Regions from separate parts of the Homo sapiens genome. Here region 2 is linked to region 1. The links are chromatin contacts, found by Hi-C or POLR2A ChIA-PET in ENCODE. All regions are on one chromosome and are shown on one strand. Each heading gives the region's core, a stretch centred on a gene start or an enhancer-like site at or near the end of the contact. The rest is flanking DNA. Distances are from core to core; before and after follow the strand shown.

Evidence for each region. A loop is a pair of places that touch in the nucleus more often than their neighbours do. ChIA-PET counts read pairs that join two places held with the same protein, here RNA polymerase II (POLR2A). Pooled maps may share reads with other maps.
Region 2: a map of mammary epithelial cell shows a loop between it and region 1 (3-fold over the local background). The contact joins the promoter of TMEM132B here to the enhancer-like site in region 1. A Hi-C loop is called at or near these places in 3 of 168 maps with a recorded cell type or tissue (CD4-positive, alpha-beta memory T cell, PC-9 and mammary epithelial cell), 1 of 37 single-sample maps with no recorded cell type and 12 of 50 pooled maps. POLR2A ChIA-PET finds 5 or more read pairs at or near these places in 1 of 52 experiments (OCI-LY7).

Annotation. Positions count from the first base shown.
Region 1 is chr12:124,897,092-124,899,964 of GRCh38, reverse strand. No RefSeq gene overlaps it. Among named protein-coding and RNA genes, the nearest start is that of UBC, 16 kb to the left of the region's middle. Within about 2 kb of position 1,349, at least 10 of the 41 ENCODE cell types and tissues checked have a DNase peak (open chromatin) inside an H3K27ac peak, as active enhancers do; they include OCI-LY7, where a contact is called at or near this core.
Region 2 is chr12:125,184,878-125,188,067 of GRCh38, reverse strand. TMEM132B (transmembrane protein 132B) reads right to left here and starts at 1,682. Exons shown (of 9, transcript NM_001366854.1): 1 at 1,202-1,682. The coding sequence starts at 1,268. RefSeq lists a silencer at 1,690-1,899 and an enhancer at 1,948-2,481.

The DNA of each region.
Region 1 (2,873 bases), core at 100-2,599:
AATAATTATAGCCGGGTGCAGTGGTTCACACCTGTAATCCCAGCACTTTGGGAGGCCGAGGTGGGTGGATCACGAGGTCAGGAGTTTGAGACCAGTCTGCCCAACATGGTGAAACCCCGTCTCTACTAAAAATACAAAAATTAGCTGGGCATGGTGGCATGCATGGTGGTGGGCAGGAGGATCACTTGAACCCGGGAGGCGGAGGTTGCAGTGAGCTGAGATCGCACCACTGTACTCCAGTCTGAGTGACAGAGCAAGACTCTGTCTCCAAAAAGAAAAAAAAAAAAAAGAAAAAAAAGAATTATGGTGTGCCCATGCTCACAGCCGAAATCAGAAAACAACCCTAAAAAACAACCCTAAAAGTCCACCAGTGTAGACCAGGCACAGTGGCTCACGCCTGTAATCCCAGCTCTTTGCTCTGTCACCCAGGCTGGAATTCAGTGGCACGATCTCAGCTCACTGCAACCTCCACCTCTCGGGTTCAAGCGATTCTCCTGCCTTAGCCTTCCGAGTAGCTGGGATTACAGGTGCCTGCCACCACAACTGGCTAATTTTTGTATTTTGAGTAGAGATGGGGTTTCACCACGTTGGTCAGGCTGGTCTTGAACTCCTGACCTCAAGCAATCCACCAGCCTCGGGCTCCCAAAGTGCTGTGATTACAAGCATGAGCCACTGTGCCCAGCCAAGAACAGTTTTTATATTTTATTTTCACATTGAAAATCAGTCACATTTGCTTCAGCCTCAAAGAGCGTGTTTATGTAAAATTAAATGAGTGCTGGCAGCAAACTGCACTTTTTTTTTTCTAAACAGGAAATGGGTTAATGGGTATGGAGTTGTAGTTTTGCAGGATGAAAATGGGGACCGAGTTTCAGTCTGGGAAGACGAAACTGTTCTGGAGATGAATGGTGGCAACGGCTGCACAGCAATGTGAATGCCCTTAGTGTCACACACACAAATGGATAAAATAGTTAAAAACTATGTGCATGGTGGTAAGACGTGGAAAAATGTTTAGAAAGCAGGCAGAAACAGGAAACAATTGTTGAGTCTTCCATTTGGGGGGCTTCTAAAATGTTCCCAGATGGTGGAGCACTGCCCCCTCCCAGCGTGGGGAGGTTTCTGTGCGTGCTCACGGGCACCACGCTGAGTTAGGGGCTGGCAAGGGCCCTGGTGAAATGTTACCGAACCTAAATTGAGAGTCCATGGCCAAAAGCCAGAGCATCTCTCAAGCGTATGCAGGCTGTCCTGGCACCCCGGTTCTCTCCAAGGCCACCACAAAAAACATAAGGCAGCCACAAGGGGGAGTGGGGAGGTGACTCGCTCCTAGCCGGGTGCTGGCATCACCTAAAGGAAGTGGGCACGGAGCGTGGTACCCGCAGGTGGCGCCACCGTTCCCCACACCGTCCCTGCACCCCTCCATCTCCGCACCCCTCCATCTCCTCCGTCCTTTAAAAATTGTGGTAAAATACTCATAACACAGAACTCGCCATTAAAAAAAAATTCACCATTTTAACCATTTTGAGTGTACAGTTCAGTGGCATTTAGGACATTCACAATGTTATGCAACCACCTCCTCCATCTAGTTCCAGAACATTCCTTCATTCCCAAAGGAAACCCCTGTACCCATTAGTAGTCACCTCCTATTTCTCCCTCTCCCCAGTCCCTGGTGAACACCAATCTGTTTTCTGTCTCTTTTTCTTTTTTTTTTCAGACAGGGTCTTGATCTGCCATCTGGGCTGGAGTGTAGTGGTGCAATCATAGCTCACTGCAGCCTCAAATTTCTGGCCTCAAACAATCCTCCTGCCTCAGCCTTCCAAAGCGCTGAGATAACAGGCGTGAGCCCCTCTGTGTTCTGTCTATGGATATGCTTACTCTGGAGATTTCCTATAAATAGAATCTTGCACTGTGTGGCCTTTTGTATCTGGCTTCTCTCACTTTTTTTTTTTTTGAGACAGAGTCTTGCTCTGTCTCCCAGGCTGGAGTGCAGTGGTGTGATCTCAGCTTACTGCAGCCTCCGCCTCCCGGGTTCAAGTGATTCTCCTGCCTCAGCCTCCCAAGTAGCTGGGACTACAGGCGCCTGCCACTATGCGTAGTTAATTTGTTTGTACTTTTAGTAGAGACGGGGTTTTGCCATGTTGGCCAGGATGGTCTTGAACTCCTGACCTCAGGTGATCTGCCCACCTCAGCCTCTCAAAGTGCTGGGATTACAGGCGTGAGCCATTGTGCCTGGCCCTGACTTCTCTCACTTAGCAGCAGGTTTTCGAGGTTCATCCATGATGTAGTATGTATCAGTGTTAAAAAAAAATTTTTTTTTTGAGATGGGGTCTCTCTATGTTGGCCAGGCTGGTCTCTAACTCTTGACCTCAAGTGATCCTCCTGCCTCAGACTCCCAAAGTGCTGAAATTAGAGGTATAAGCCACCATGGCCAGCCAATATTTCATTTCTTTTTATGGCTGAATCATATTCCGTGGTATGGACAGGCCACATTTTGTCATCCATTGATGGGTATTTGAGTTGTCTCCCAAATAGTTTTTTAAATGGTTAAAAGTGAATGAGTATTATGTGATGTGTATTTTTGCTTTTTGCTGTTATGAATACTGCTGCTATGAACATGCATAAACAGGTGTTTGTTTGAGTGCCTGTCTTCAGTTCTCTTGGATGTATGCCTAGGAGTGGAATTCCTGGGTCATATAGTGATGCTATGTATAACTTGATTCTTTTTCTTTTCGTTTTTTTGTTTCAATCAAGCAGACCCTGAACCAGAATAGGTTCAGAGAGACTCCCTGTATGTTTAACTTGTTGGTGAACTGCCAAACTGTTTTCTTCCCCTTCCTTTCGGATTATGATGAGCAAAACTTCTCAATATAGAGACTTTC
Region 2 (3,190 bases), core at 433-2,932, 290 kb before region 1:
ACATCAAGTTGACATGCCAGGTTTGCTCCTAACTGCAACCTTACCAAGACAGTGAAAGCCGAAAAGTTATAGTTGTATTTTTCTACTGCATTCTGCCTGTCTGTGCGATTTGTTTGTTAAGGAAATGGGGAGAGATTTTCTAAAGCAAAAGCTACCTGTTCCCAAATCATGGGTCTTGATTTTAAAAGGTTTGGAGAACTGAGATTTCAAAAGCACATGAAGGCTGCTCGTGACTGTTCCCGGGGTTCATCTGAGCCTTTAGGATTTTCTCCACTGCTTGCATGGGGTGGGGGGAGGGGAGGAATTGTCATTTTAGGATACGCTTTCTATAGAACCAACATGTAGCCACACCAAGGTGGGTAGAAAGCTTTCCAAACTCCAGCGAAGACAGACAATACCTGACTATTTTGCTTTTCCCACTCACTAGGATTGGGCGACAGCTGAGCTGGTTCAGCAGGGAGTCCAGCTCCCCGGTGCCCAGGCAATGGCTCTGGACAGCACCGCGTTCCAGGCTCCCCGGCGCGTCCTGGACTGCTTGGCCGCGGCTACCCTCTCCCGCCCGCCTTGGGGTCAGGGCGCTGGAGTAGACCGCGTTTGCAGGAGGCGCGCAGCGGGCTGCTCTTTGGCCAAGAGGAGGCCATTTGGCGAGGGTGGGTAGCTTGGGGAGGGCAGTGTGAAAGCAGGGGAGGGCCGCGGGGCGTGGGGAGGGGCTGCGGACAAGCCAGACAGCGCCGGCCGAGACATCTCCGGGGCCCGCAGGTGTCCCGGGAACGCACCACTGTGCGACCGCGGGCAGCAAGACACTGGAGAAGGGCTGCGTCGACGCCCCCGCCCAGCAAAACCCCTGGAGGAACTGGGACCTGGGGGGGATTTGGCCCAAGGCAGGGCGGGGAGGGGGCTCGATTCCTGCAGTCGCGTCCCCACCCGCCTCGAGAGGCTGAGTGCCCCGGTCTGTGGCCCCCGTGCGTCCCGAAAGGATCCGCAAGGAAGCTAAGGGTTTGGGGGAGAAGGCAGGCGGGCTCTCCCCAGGCGCTAGGCAAAGGGGAACGCGCCGGGGGCTCCTGGGTTCCCAGGGTCTCCCCAGGTCTGTCCAAGTCCGGGAGATGCGCGCTGCCAGGGACTTGAGAAGGAGGTAGCCGCCCGTTCACCCAACTTTGTGCGCCTCGGCCGGGGTCGGGGATGGGGTCCGGGGACGCGTTACCTGGGCACTGGAGCGCAGTCAGCGCCAGCAGGAGCCCGAGCGGCGGCGCCCGGCCCGGGGGCGGCATGGTCCTCGGCGCGCGGTGGGTGCGGCGCGGGGCTGCTCCTCTCGCGCGCCCGGCCCGGCCCGCGGCTCCCGGAGCAGCCCCCGGCGGCTACGCCCGGGCGCCGGGCATGGCTCGCTCCCAGCGCGCCGCTCCTCCCCAGACGCATGCGCCGGCGCTGGCGGCGCTTCCTCGGCTGCGCCTCTGCGCGCTCTCCTGGGCTCGGCCGTGCGTGGCTGGGGAGCTGGGGCGGCCGAGGCTCAGCGCCCCGCGCCCTGGCCGGCTGCCCCGCAGTTGGCCCGAGTTGCGCGGCCCCCGCCGCCGCCGCCGCCGCGGCTCCTGCGCCCCAGCGCCCGTCCCATCCCGGTCGCGCCGCCGCCGCCGCCGCCGCCTCTGCCATCGCCATCTGCCGGCCGCCCCTCGAGCCAGCGAGAGAGTGAGCGAGCGAGCGAGCGCCGGGGGGAGGAGGAGGAGGAGGAGGAGTAGGAGGAGGAGGAGGAGGAGAGGAGCGGAGGGCGGGGCCGCGGCCGGGGGAGGGGCCGCCCGGGAGCCGGGGCACAGGCGGCAGCCCGGCCAGTAGGCGGCGGGACGCGCCACTGCTCGGCGGTTCGGGGGAGGGCGCCCGGCCGGGAGGCTCCGGGAGCCCGCCGGGGGTCGCGGGCGCTCGCGGGTACAGGGGCTGCGGGAGGGGTGCGCAATGCAGAGAGGGGATGCCCAGCTAGATCCGGCGTCTTGGGGCGCAGCGGTAGGAGTTGCCAAGGTCGAGGGGTGAGGAGGCCAGCGGAGGGTCACCGGGATGGGGCAGCGACCTCTGGAGAGGTGGTGTCTGCCGGGGCCAGAGACTGCAAGACTGAGCGCGGACAGGAGGTCCCGGGTTAAATGTGGCACAGCTAGGGAGTGCCTGTGGGAGAGGGGAGAGGAGAGAGGGGAGGGCCTCCGGGAGGCCGAGGCTGTGTGCAGAGCCTCTGCACGGCACCGGGATGGGGGCTAGGGGTGCGCAGGCTGGGTGCGGTGACCTGAAACACAGCGAAGGCGGCCTGGGGATGGCCACCCGGGTGAGGCAGGGTCCCTTATTTACCCAGGCTAGAGGATGCGCCTTCCCATTTCGCGCAGGCCCTAGGAGCACGCGGAGGCAGCCAGGAGTTCTCCTGGGAAGGGCAGATTCCCTGGCGGTCCCGGGAATGAGTTCCCAGCGCAGGGTCAGGCAGTGACGGAGCGGAGGTGTTGCGCAGGGCCGGGTACTAGGTGGTCGAATTCTTCCATCCAGGGGCAGGGACGCAGCCAGAGTGCGGAGGGAGGTCACAGGTCACACGGAGCCCCAGTACCTATTATCCCAGAAACCACTGATCCTCCTGGGCGCCCCACCCCCAACCAGGGCAAAGCCACGGGGGGCTAAGCCGAATGAATGAGTCATGCTGGGAGCATGTGGGGGAGCCTCCAGCAGCGCTCAGATGCCTTCAAGCTTCCCCACCACGCTGGGAGGACAGGGGATATGGGGGGTTGCCCACCTGGGAGGGTGGCTTGGAGTCCTGGCTCCGCCCCAGCCCCCACCACACCAGCCACTTGCTCTGCCATCTCAGTTTTCCATGAAAAAGTGGGTCAAACTCTTTGAAAATGGTCAATAAGGCAGCGTGGGGTGATGAAAAGACAGATTTGGGGAAGGCTCTGGAGTCATGGAGTCTTGGCTGAGAATCCCAGCTCTGCCGCTCCTTAGCTGTGCAAGCTGGGGCGAGTCCCTTATTCCTCCCTGAGCCTCAGTTTTCTCATCTGAGAGATGGAAGGCATTGCACATCACCTGGTGTCCCCAATAACACATACAAAGCCCCTGACCTAGGAAGTCGGAACTCATTTAAAGGAGTCAGTGTCAACATTATCATTCTCATCATCATGGCCATTATTATGATAGATCTGATTTTCCTCTGCGGGCCCAGAGCTCACATCAGAAG